Linked DNA regions of Homo sapiens: regions 1 and 2 are each linked to region 3. The links are chromatin contacts, found by Hi-C or POLR2A ChIA-PET in ENCODE. All regions are on one chromosome and are shown on one strand. The core of a region is the stretch at or near the end of the contact, and the rest is flanking DNA. Distances in the headings are between cores, read along the strand shown. Region 1 holds the start of ATP2A2 (ATPase sarcoplasmic/endoplasmic reticulum Ca2+ transporting 2). Region 2 holds the start of CORO1C (coronin 1C). Region 3 holds the start of UBE3B (ubiquitin protein ligase E3B).

Evidence for each region. Hi-C counts contacts between places; a loop is a spot of excess contacts on that map. ChIA-PET counts read pairs that join two places held with the same protein, here RNA polymerase II (POLR2A). Pooled maps may share reads with other maps.
Region 1: a loop to region 3 is called in a pooled map, with 21 times the contacts of the local background. The contact joins the promoter of ATP2A2 here to the promoter of UBE3B in region 3. A Hi-C loop is called at or near these places in 2 of 37 single-sample maps with no recorded cell type and 7 of 50 pooled maps.
Region 2: a pooled map shows a loop between it and region 3 (7-fold over the local background). The contact joins the promoter of CORO1C here to the promoter of UBE3B in region 3. A Hi-C loop is called at or near these places in 1 of 37 single-sample maps with no recorded cell type and 9 of 50 pooled maps. POLR2A ChIA-PET finds 5 or more read pairs at or near these places in 1 of 52 experiments (AG04449).

The regions. Positions count from the first base shown.
Region 1 is chr12:110,279,140-110,282,620 of GRCh38, forward strand. ATP2A2 (ATPase sarcoplasmic/endoplasmic reticulum Ca2+ transporting 2) reads left to right here and starts at 2,108. Exons shown (of 20, transcript NM_170665.4): 1 at 2,108-2,768; 2 at 3,465-3,481. The coding sequence starts at 2,651. RefSeq lists enhancers at 1,616-1,685, 2,803-3,481 and silencers at 1,776-2,375, 2,466-2,975.
Region 2 is chr12:108,730,146-108,733,645 of GRCh38, forward strand. It overlaps CORO1C (coronin 1C), which reads right to left and starts at 1,373. Exons shown (of 11, transcript NM_014325.4): 1 at 1,284-1,373. LOC105369969 (a long non-coding RNA gene) reads left to right here and starts at 3,264. Exons shown (of 3, transcript XR_945328.4): 1 at 3,264-3,307. RefSeq lists silencers at 652-931, 1,122-1,631 and an enhancer at 1,244-2,047.
Region 3 is chr12:109,475,584-109,478,967 of GRCh38, forward strand. It overlaps UBE3B (ubiquitin protein ligase E3B), which reads left to right and starts at 2,051. Exons shown (of 28, transcript NM_130466.4): 1 at 2,051-2,526. It overlaps KCTD10 (potassium channel tetramerization domain containing 10), which reads right to left and starts at 1,717. Exons shown (of 7, transcript NM_031954.5): 1 at 1,677-1,717. The coding sequence starts at 1,679. RefSeq lists enhancers at 630-1,365, 1,874-1,963.

The sequences.
Region 1 (3,481 bases), core at 858-3,357, 800 kb after region 3:
TTTTTGAGACAAGGTCTCACTCTGTTGTTGCTCAGGCTGGAGTGCAGTGGCGTGATCACAGATCACTGCAGTCTTGACCTCCTGGGTTCAAGCGATCCTCTCTCTTTAGCCTCCTGAGTAGCTGGGACTAAAGGTTCAGGCCACCACGCCCAGCTAATTTTTTTCTTTTTTTTTTTTAGTAGAGATGGAGTCTCGCTATATTGCCCAGGCTGGTCTCAAACTCCTGGGCTCAAGGGATCCTCCTGCCTCAGCCTCCCAAAATGCTGGGATTACAGACGTGAGCCACTGTGGCTGGGTAGCCACTTTAGACAGCAAAGACATCTCTGAGGAGGGGACATGTAAGCTGCGATCTGAATGGAAAGAGAACGACACAAGTGAAGAAGATCTGTGGGAAGAGCATTCCATACAAAGGCTGAGGTCAGGAACTCCTCCAGAAGCTCATAATTGCACCAGAGGTGCTTACAACCCCAAGCAGTGACAGTGGCACAGAATATTCAACATCAAATGCCTAAGCTAATTTCCAGGCTGAGAAAGGTAAACCATCCTTCTCCTGCCTGCAGTGCTTCTATCGGTCCTGAAAGAGACAGAGGAGGTAAGGGAGAAGAATTGGTACGAAATGGTGCAGAGCTGGTCTCAGAGGGCAACAACAGCCAGCCCTCCATGACCACACTCCCACCGTGCACTCACGTGCCCCTCTTGAAGCGGCTCTGATCCTGTGACCTAACCAGTTTCCACCTGGCTTCTCTCAGTGCGTTGCCATATAGTATAATTTTTTGTTTGTTTGTTTCGTGTAGGGTTTTGTTGGTTCTTTTCCAAGTATCAATCAAAACTACATGCCAACGTCCACTCCTTGGAAATAATTAAATGACATGACGTGCCTGATTTTTTCAGCTGGTGATGCACTGTAATTTGCATCTGCTGAAGGAATTTATCTTAAGTCCTGAAGCCCAGCCACTTGAGACAACTGAGGTGATTTTTCTGCTCTGCTTTTGCTCATGCGGATGGTGCGTTATTGTTAAACACAAAAGTGGACTAATTGCTTCATTCTGCAACCTACTCCGTGAAGAAAGCTGCTCTTCTTTGTGAAGAGAATATGTTCATGTTTTGTTCATGAATTCCATGCAATTTCCCATCCCCTTGTTAAGTAATGTAGCTTCTTTATATTGGCAAAATTCCCTTTATCTTGCTGTGACCTGCGCTTTGTCCTCCCGAGCAGAGCAAATCATCTGTGGTTTAAGAGCAGCTTTGGATTCAAGTCCCCTTTTCTCCTGTCGAGGGAAGTGAGTCTATGAAATGGCCTTCATCTGAAAGCCACAGCGAAGCACCTCCTAGCCCAAGTCTAGCTGCTGTGTGGCAGCTCCAGCGGCGTGAACTGTGACTGCCCTGCAGACACCTATCAAGCGCTGCGTCAGCTATTAATAATAAAATCAACTCTTCTCCCTCCCCCCCGCGAGGGGGGTTCCCTCGTCAGGGCCCAGAACCCGCTGGGGAAGAATCGGGGCTGGCGTGCGAAGGAGCTGGCGGCAGGGGGTGTAGGATGCGGTGTTCCCGAGGCGACAGATGAAGGATTTGGGTTGTGTGGGAAGTGAACTGCGGAATTCCTCCCCTTGGTTTCTGAGGGGGGCTCTGAAGGAGCCAGATTAGGATGCAGAGCGCAGCCCGGGCGACCGAGGGCGAGGAGGCGAGCCAAGGACATCAGCCCGAGGGCGCCTCGAGACGCCCCGCGTGGACCGCGCTCCCAGCTCCTCGGCCTCGCCTTCCAACCATCCGCCCACCGGCCCCAGAGCAGCGTGCCCACTGTGAGCGCCCCACCCTGCGTCTGCAGGTGGGTGGGTCAGAGAACCGCAGGCACAGAAGAGGGTACCCAGCTTCCCCTCCGCCAGCCCCGCGACCGCGGCGCGCGCGGCCTCGATCCGGGTTCCTAGGGGCGGCGCGCGGGAGGGGGCGGGGCCTGCGCGGCAGCGTGGGCGCCAGGCGCGCGGGAGGAGGGAGCCGGGAGGAGGGGGCGGGGCCGCGCCGCCCGCGCCGCGCTGGGCGCTCTCGGCCAATGAGCGGCGTCCACATGCCGCGGCGGCGGCGAAAGGGGAGGCAGCGGCCGATAAATGCTATTAGAGCAGCCGCCGCGGAGCCGTCCCCGACGCCACCTCCTTTTCCTTCGCCGCAGTTTCCTCCGCCGCTGTCGGGCGTGCGGCGCTGAGGGACCCGGGCGAGCGCGCCGCGCACCGCCCCGCCGGCTCGCCTCCCTCGCCGCGTTCCGCCCTCAGTGGTCTGCCGGGCGCCCCCTCCTCCGGCCCGGGCGGGGCCTCTGATCGCCTCAAGAGAGCGGGGAGGGGGCTCGGGGGCCGCGGCCTGCCCTCCCGGCGGGCGGCTGAGGGCGAGGGAGGCCCTCCCTTCTGGCGAGGGGAGGGAGGGTGGGTCAGGAGCCCCCAACCCGCCCTGCGGAGCTCGGGGCCGCGCGAGGGGCGGTTGTCTGGGGGAGGGGGCGCGGGGTGATTCAGCGCCCGGCGAGGCGGAAGCGGCCGCAAGAGGAGGAGGGGAGAGCCCGTCCGCGCCTGGGCTCCCGGGGTGGCACGAGCCCGCGGCCGGAGTGCGAGGCGGAGGCGAGGAGGCCGCGGGGACGGGAGGCGAGGCCGGCCGGGCCCCCGAAGCCATGGAGAACGCGCACACCAAGACGGTGGAGGAGGTGCTGGGCCACTTCGGCGTCAACGAGAGTACGGGGCTGAGCCTGGAACAGGTCAAGAAGCTTAAGGAGAGATGGGGCTCCAACGGTAGGTGCAGGGCGCTCCGCTGCAGGGGCCCGGCGCGGCCGGGAGAGCCAGGGAAGATGGCTGACCGGGCTCCACCTCGTGGGCTTCGGCTCCGCGCCCGCCGACAGCTGCGGGCGGAGGGTCGGGCCAGCGCGCCGGCCCCGCGGGAGAGAAAGGGGCTGCGGTCCTCGCCTCGCCTTCCCTGGACCTCTTCGCTTCTCGGGCCCTCGACCTTTTCGGCGCGCAAGGCTCGGAGGCTTCTCTCCAGCAGCAGCCGGCCCCGGTGGAGGGAGGGACGTGGCTTCTGCAGCTAGGTTGAGCCCGGCAAGACGTTTTCTCGTCCCCTGCCGATTTATGAGGAGTCGAGGTCGTTGGAAGGCCTCTGACCGTTCTTGTCCTACCCAAAGTTACACATCTGGCAGAAGTGATGACATCGCTGAAACCACTCCTAGGTTCAGGAGCCCGAAGTGATTTCACGCTTAGGGCTAGACCTCAGGCCATTGATTACAAAGAGTGCATGCTTCCTTGAGATATCTTCGTGGTATGCCCTCTGCTAAAAAAATCGGATATTCTTATAGCTAGGTCTGTGTTTTAAAGATATTGATGCTTAGAATTGTAGCAGTTCTTTTTAGAAAAACGAAGTGCTAAAATGTCTCTCTCTTTTTTTTTTTAACCTCCCTCTTGACACATTGCTTGACGAATTTCTACATTCTACAGAGTTACCGGCTGAAGAA
Region 2 (3,500 bases), core at 123-2,622, 750 kb before region 3:
ATGCCGGGGGAAATGAACAACTTGCAATTTGCTTCGCACTCTGAATCCCACGTTTGCAACATGTAGAGCAAGCACTTTAGACACCACAAAACAAGGGCAGCCTACATTACGGCCAAATATAGGATGTGTTTCTAAATCGTGATGCAGTAAAGCCTACGATTCCTTTTCCAGCGTTCAAAATCCTTTGAACACTCCCAAAAAAGGATGCCAGGGCCAGCGCCTCCCTCCAAGAGGAAGCCCCTTTCTTCTCAGCTCTCACCGCAGCCTGCCACTTCCCCCAACACATTCAAATCATTTGAGAGACGGAGAGCTGGGGAGCGTGCGCCGGTGGGGACAGGCGGGAGAGCTCGGTTTCTGCATTCCCACCCTCCACGTCTGACCTCATCCTCAGTCATTTCGGCGCAGCGGGGCCCCACCTGCACCTCGCTCCTTTTTACTGCGTCCCTCGCCAGCTGCCCCGCTATTAGGGAAACACACCTCTGAATCACCCAGTTCACTCGGACACCCTGGGCCCCCGATCCGACAGCCTTCCTGCTTCGTTCCTCCCCTCCCAACCCCCAGCCAGTCCCAGCCCTCTGCTCCCTTGGCCGGGCTCAGCCTCTTCCCAAGCCGCCCCCACCCACATTACTCCAGCTCCAGCTCTGCCCCGCCCCGCCTGACCCCCAACCGAGATCTGCAGGGCCCAGAGCTGGTCTCGCACCCAAAGCCAGGAAACCCGCAGGCCAGGCGGCCGCCCTCGCCCCTCCCGACGCAGGGCCCAGCTCGCCCCGGCCCCACGTGAGCCCGGCCCCTACCCGCCCCCACCCACTCGTTCCCTGGGGCGGCCCAAACCCAGTCCCCAGGCCTGGAGCCCCCGGGCTCTACGCCTCGCCCGAAGCAGCCCTTCCCTCCCAGCACCTCGCCCAAGCAGGCGATCCCTGACCCCTAAAAGCCTTCCCTGGGCAGCCTCGTCCCACCTCGGCCCGCGGCTCCGCACCCGGCCAGGAGCGTTCCGGACCTCGAAAGCCTCCTCCCCACAGGGACCCTGCTTCACGCTCCCCACGCCACCTGGTTCGGTCCCCAACTCCCTTTCCCCGAGCCCCCGACAGCAGCCCCCGGCCCTAACCCCTTGCAACCCAGCCCGTGAACCCGCGCCCCGCGCGCCCACCCAGCACTGTCCCCTCCACCTAGCCCTGCCCCTCGCCCCGCCGGCTCCTGTCAGGCGGCGCAGGCACATGCTCAGAGGACAGGTCCGCCCGCCCGACTCGCTCTCAGGCTGCCCCCGCCGGGCGCGAGCCGCTCACCCGGGCCGAGGTGCCTGAGGCGCCGCCGCCGAAGTCCCCGCTGCAAAGCCGGGCGAAGCCTCCAACCGCTGCCGCCTCCAGCCTGGCACTGAGCGCCGTGCGGGGGAGGGGCGCGGGCAGCCGCCACCGCCCCCGCCACCGCGCGTAGGCCCCGCCCCCGCGCCGCGCGGGACCCAACCAGGGCTGCCGGGCCGCTGTGCGCCACGCCCACTTCCGGAGGGGAAGCCCGCTTCCCACCCCACGTTCCACGCCTCGCTACGCCCCCTCTGGTCGCACCGAGGGATGCAGGCGGTGCCCAAGCGCACGCCCCGCTCTCCAGTCATCTGAGTGGTAGAGGGCCACGCCCACAGGCGCCTCCGAGCAACGCCCACTGCTCCTTAGACCCCGGAGCGGGGTTCTTAGAGCCCCGCCCACTGACCCGCTAGGCTCTGCAAGGCCACGTCCCCTGGCTCCTCAAAGATTCCCCCAGAGCCCCTCAATACAGGAACATTAGCTCCTCTGAGCCCCGCGCACTGCCTATCCGAGTCCTTAAACCAGCCTCCTGCTTCCCTAAGCCCGGCTCCCCTCCCACTGCTTCAGAACTCGCCCAGCGGCCTCACAAAGCCCCGCCCCGTCTTCCAGAAGCCCCGCCCAAGGACCGCAACCCTATTCCTAGCATCTCAAGCCCCGCCCACTACCCCATCTCAACGTTTAAACCCCAAGCCCCGCCCCGAATTCGCGAATCCACGCCTCTGGCTCCCGAGGCTCCGCCCTGGCTCCGTCACACCCTACCACCACCTCCCTTGAGGACTGCCGACGTTCCAGCCCTCCCTGAACCGTCCATTGTCACATTCCTAGTGCAGAGTGGCCGCCCCTGGGCTGGGCCACACCCACGTAACCCCAAAGAGGGCCCGTGATTGACCCCATTTCGCAGGTGAGGGAATGGAAACTTCAGGGTTCCTCCCTTCCTTTCCCTGGCCAGAGTCCCTTAATAACTCGGCGGCCCAGGCCTGAAAGTCGGAGCACGGGAATTTGAGCCTCAGCTCTGCGGCCGTCAGACTGTGTGACCTGGGACAGTTCTCTTACCTCTTTGGGCCTGAGTCCCCTAATCTTCAGCATGAAGAAGTTGTCCTGTTAATAGCTAAAGTCCCTTTCTGAAACACCAAGCTCTGAAATACCGAGATTTGAGGAAACAGAGCCTGGGGAACCGAACCGACTGTGGGGTAGGGCTATTTACTTCCCAAAGCAAGGCATCTTTGCCATTCACAGGGGGATTTTTTATTTTAAGCGTCAGCCTCAGAAACGTGTGTTATTTAAATCAAGCTTGACCTGAACTAAGACAGCTATCACAGCAAATTATTTATCCTCTCTAAGGGTCAGTTTCTTTATCTGTAAAATGGGGATAACAGCCCCTCCCTCACAGGGTTCCATGAGATCATATTAGCAGCCATGATCGTGGCATTACTTTTTGCCATTAAAAGGAATGGCAAAAACCGCGATTACTTTTGCACCAGGATAATAGTAATATACTTAGAAGAGTTCCTGGCTTGTGATAAACGCTCGACAGTACCTGTTGCTGCTACTGCTGGGACTCAACAAAATGAAAGGATGGGTTTTATTTTGCCTTCAAGCAGCCACTCCTAATAGGAGGAATTCAGCACCCTTCCTGCAGTAAGATTTGCCACTCACTTTATTTAAATGAGATAAACGTGATGAAACGCCTACTGCAGTGCCTGCCATATGGTGAGGCTCAAAAACAATTCACTTGTTTTTGTTTGTTTGAGACACAGTCTTGCTCTGTCGCTCAGGCTGGAGTGCAGTGGGGCAGTCCACGGCTCACTGCAGCATGGACCTCCCGGGCTCAAGTAATCCTCCCACCTCAGCCTCCCACGTAGCTGAGACTACAGGCACGCGCCACCATGCCCAGCTAAATTCTTAACATTTTTCTGTAGAGATGAAGTCCTGCTATGTTGCCCAGGCTGGCCTCAAACTCCTGAGCTCAAGAGATCCTCCCACCTCGGCCTCCCAAAGTGTTGGGATTACAGGTATGAGCCACTGTGCCCACAATTCAATAGTTTTGAACAATAAAAGTTGTTTTTTTAAAATCCACTAGTTAATAAATTAAACAGGGGCATTGATAGCAGTGAGTTCTGAGTGCTTTGGGGAAAATGAAGATTGGTAAAGTGCTTTGAGTTCCTTTTTTTTTGAGACGGAGTCTTGCTCTGTCGCCCAGGCTGG
Region 3 (3,384 bases), core at 801-3,300:
GTGTTTAAAAAGCTCTTTGGGGGATTCGGATGTGGGACCAGGGCTTACTGCCACCTAGCTAAGGTATTTAACCAGCTTTATCTAAGAGTTGCCAGGGATGTGAGGCAAAGCATCACCTCAGGGGATTCCTACAGCAAAGAAGTTTAAGAAACACTGTATTGAGGCTTGTATAAAACCTTCCCAAACTGAGGGCATTTCTACAACTCAGAAAAGTCTGCTGTTACATTTCAACTAAACTAAGTCACATAATTGCAGCATTTTACATCCAAAATTTGCTTATAAGACAGCTACCGCCAATTGCAACTTCCATCAAATGACATTCTCTCCCTGTGTTTAATACACAAACTCTTGGTCTATTTCTCTCAATGTTCTAGTGAGAAAGATGTTTATCATCAACCCCACTTTTTTGGGGAGAAAACTAGGAATCACACCTATAAGAGCCCTCTGACTCCCAACTCCTTTGCCCCTTTCATTACACAGTCCAAATCAAGAAATCATTAGTCTAATCCCTTGCAGGGCTTGTTAAAACCGATAGATGGGCTCCACCCCAAGAATGTCTGATTCAGTAGTCTCTGACAGGGCTTGAAATTTCAGCCATTTTGAATAAGTTACCAGGTGTTGCTGCTGGTGGGACCAGAGTTTGAGAACCACTGGTTTATGCTGCCTTCTTCCCATCCGCTGGTCCTTATTTTGCACAAAATGGAGCGGACTAGTCAACGTCAGCTACAGGATAACTGACTTTTCTTCAGCAGCGTCACTGGGACTGATTTTCCCTTAAGACTGCACTTTCCAGGGACGTGACAAACAAGCAAGCAAGTAGAAAGAAGATCTGGGCCAATCTTTGGTCATCTCTACCCAGGGACAATGAGCTACTCAGGGAACAGACCCTTGAGGATCCCAAGCAGACAAACCCCACAGCTGAGAGACAGATCTTGAAACATCCTCCGCTCCTTAGGCGTGGTCACCTCTGGCCTCAATGGAAGTTACAGATAGGTACCCAGGCGCCAGCTGAGGCACTGAACTCCGTGGCGCAGGTATCCTAACCTCAGGCCCCTGGCATCTCTCCCCAGGATTCCAAGCACTGAACGCACATCAGCCTGCTGGGCTCTCTCGATTTCTTTCCCTCACTGGGCCGTGTGTTCAGACGCACCTGGGAGCCCCTTCCCCACTTCCTGGAAACTCAGCGACTCCAGCCACAACCTCCAAAACGCCAAACGCTCCGCCCCAAGGAATCCTACCTCACCTTCTCATAACCTGCCCATTCATTCTCCTTCATAATCCTCCAAATCCTCATTTTCCACCCCCAAATGTCCGTTTTCAATTGATATCTCTTTGTTCTCCTCGCAATCACCAACTCCCATCTCCAACCAGCACTCAGGACTCACTTGGAGACACCCCTTCCTCACGCACACACGTATCTACTCCGCAAGCCCAAATGTGCTTCCCGGATTCCTAACCGCCAGGGAGCCTCCCTACCACCACCCCCGCCCCTAATTCTCCACCCAAAGCCCTTCCCCCACCCCGGGCCTTTCCCCTAACCAATCCCCCAAATGCCTCTCCACTATCGTGACTGCCCCTCATCACACCCCCTCCTCTCGGTCCCTTCTTATACTCTGCTGCTGCCCAGCTCCCTCGGCCGCCCTCAACCCCTAGTCCATGGGCACCGCCCTCCCTACCATGAAAAGTCGGAGGACGCAGGAGTCTCCAAACCCGGACTGAGAGAGGCAGGAAACACCCAGCTCACGCCAGCCGGGGGCGGAGGCGGGGCCGGAGCGATAACTTCCGCTGTCCGCACCCCACTTCCGCCCCGCAGAGGGCAACGTCTTAAGCCGTCCGTTGTGCGCCTAGGGGCCAGTTTTCTTTCCAGCCTCCCCGGCCGGAGTGGGTTCCAGCTTTTCTCGGCTGGGGAGGGCATTTATCCCACCTCCGCTATTTCAGCTGCCAGAGGGGAGGCAAGGTGTGGGGAAGTTTTCCTTCCCGGGCGAAGAAGCTCTGCGGAACTGTCATTTTCCGGAACTGGATGCTTGCTTCCTGGCGGGGTTCTGAAAGCGAACACCGCGGGGCAAGATGGCGGTAGTGCGTCGGCTGCTGCCCCGGGTCTGGCAGAACTCGGGTGTTTTGGGCTGAGACAGTGGCAGCTGCGGCCCCGACCCCAAGTGCGGGGACCTCCGGCGAATAAAGGTCGGCCTGCGGGTAGGCCGGTAGGGCCTGCGGTCCGGCCTGCGGGAGAACTGGGTCGTCAGTCCTCCGAGTGGTGGGGCTGGGGACTTTGAGGGAGTTGGCTCTAGGGCACAGTCCCTGCCTGGCCAGGTCGGAGGAACAAGTGCTGGGATCTGGCGTGTGTGCTCCAGGGGCTCTTTCCGCGGCCCTTTCCACCTCTTTTCACTTTGGGGACGGTAGGCCTTTATAAACGGACTAATGCTGGGTGATTTGTTCCTGTGGTTGTTGATGCCGAGGAAAGACTCTGGGCCCCAGGACTCACCTAAACTGGAGTTCGAATACTGTTCGCTCGCTGTGTGACCTTGGGTGAGTTCCCTCACCTCTCTGAGCCTCAGTTTCCTTCTGTGTAAATGGAGTAATTAGCAGGTTTCACAGAGGGTGTGAATACGTTTTAGTACCGTGCCTGACACCTAGTTCTGAATAAAGAAAAACTTGATCGTAATTTAACTCCAGCTTAGCCCCCACAGGCAATCTTGCACTCTCAACTTCTCTTTGCTTGGCCATTCTGTGAACGGGGGAGCCCTGGATCTTGTTTGTTTTACTTAGTGATAAATAACTGTTTTGGATATACATGGATTCAGATTCAAAAGCATCCACCTTAGATAGGCTGTAGCTTTCAATAAATAGTAGCTGTTAATATGAATAGTCTCTTTAAGTCGTGTTTCCTATTCTTTAAATAAAAATTAGATTATTGAGGCTGGCCACGGTGGCTCACGCCTGTAATCCTAGCACTTTGGGAGGCCGAGGCGGGCGGATCACCTGAGGTCAGAAGTTCAAGACCAGCGTGGCCAACATGGTGAAACCGCATCTCTACTAAAAATACAAAAATTAGCCGGGCGTGGTGGCGGGCGCCTTTAATCCCAGCGACTTGGGAGGCTGAAGCAGGAGAATCACTTGAACCTGGGAGGCGGAGGTTGCAGTGAGCAGAGTTCGCGCCGCTGCACTCCAGCCTGGGCAACAAAGTGAGACTCCGTCTCAAAAAAACAAAGATTATCGAGAACTGATAGAGCTGTTGAAAAGACAAGTTGGTTAAATAATCTGTGCAGTGTCTGATACACCGTCTGCCCAGAACAAGTGGTGGTGGTCATTAAACCTGGTGGCCCAGCTTTTCCTACTGCACAGGGACAATCCTCTTGGCTTAGTCAGCAGTTGGTATTTATGATG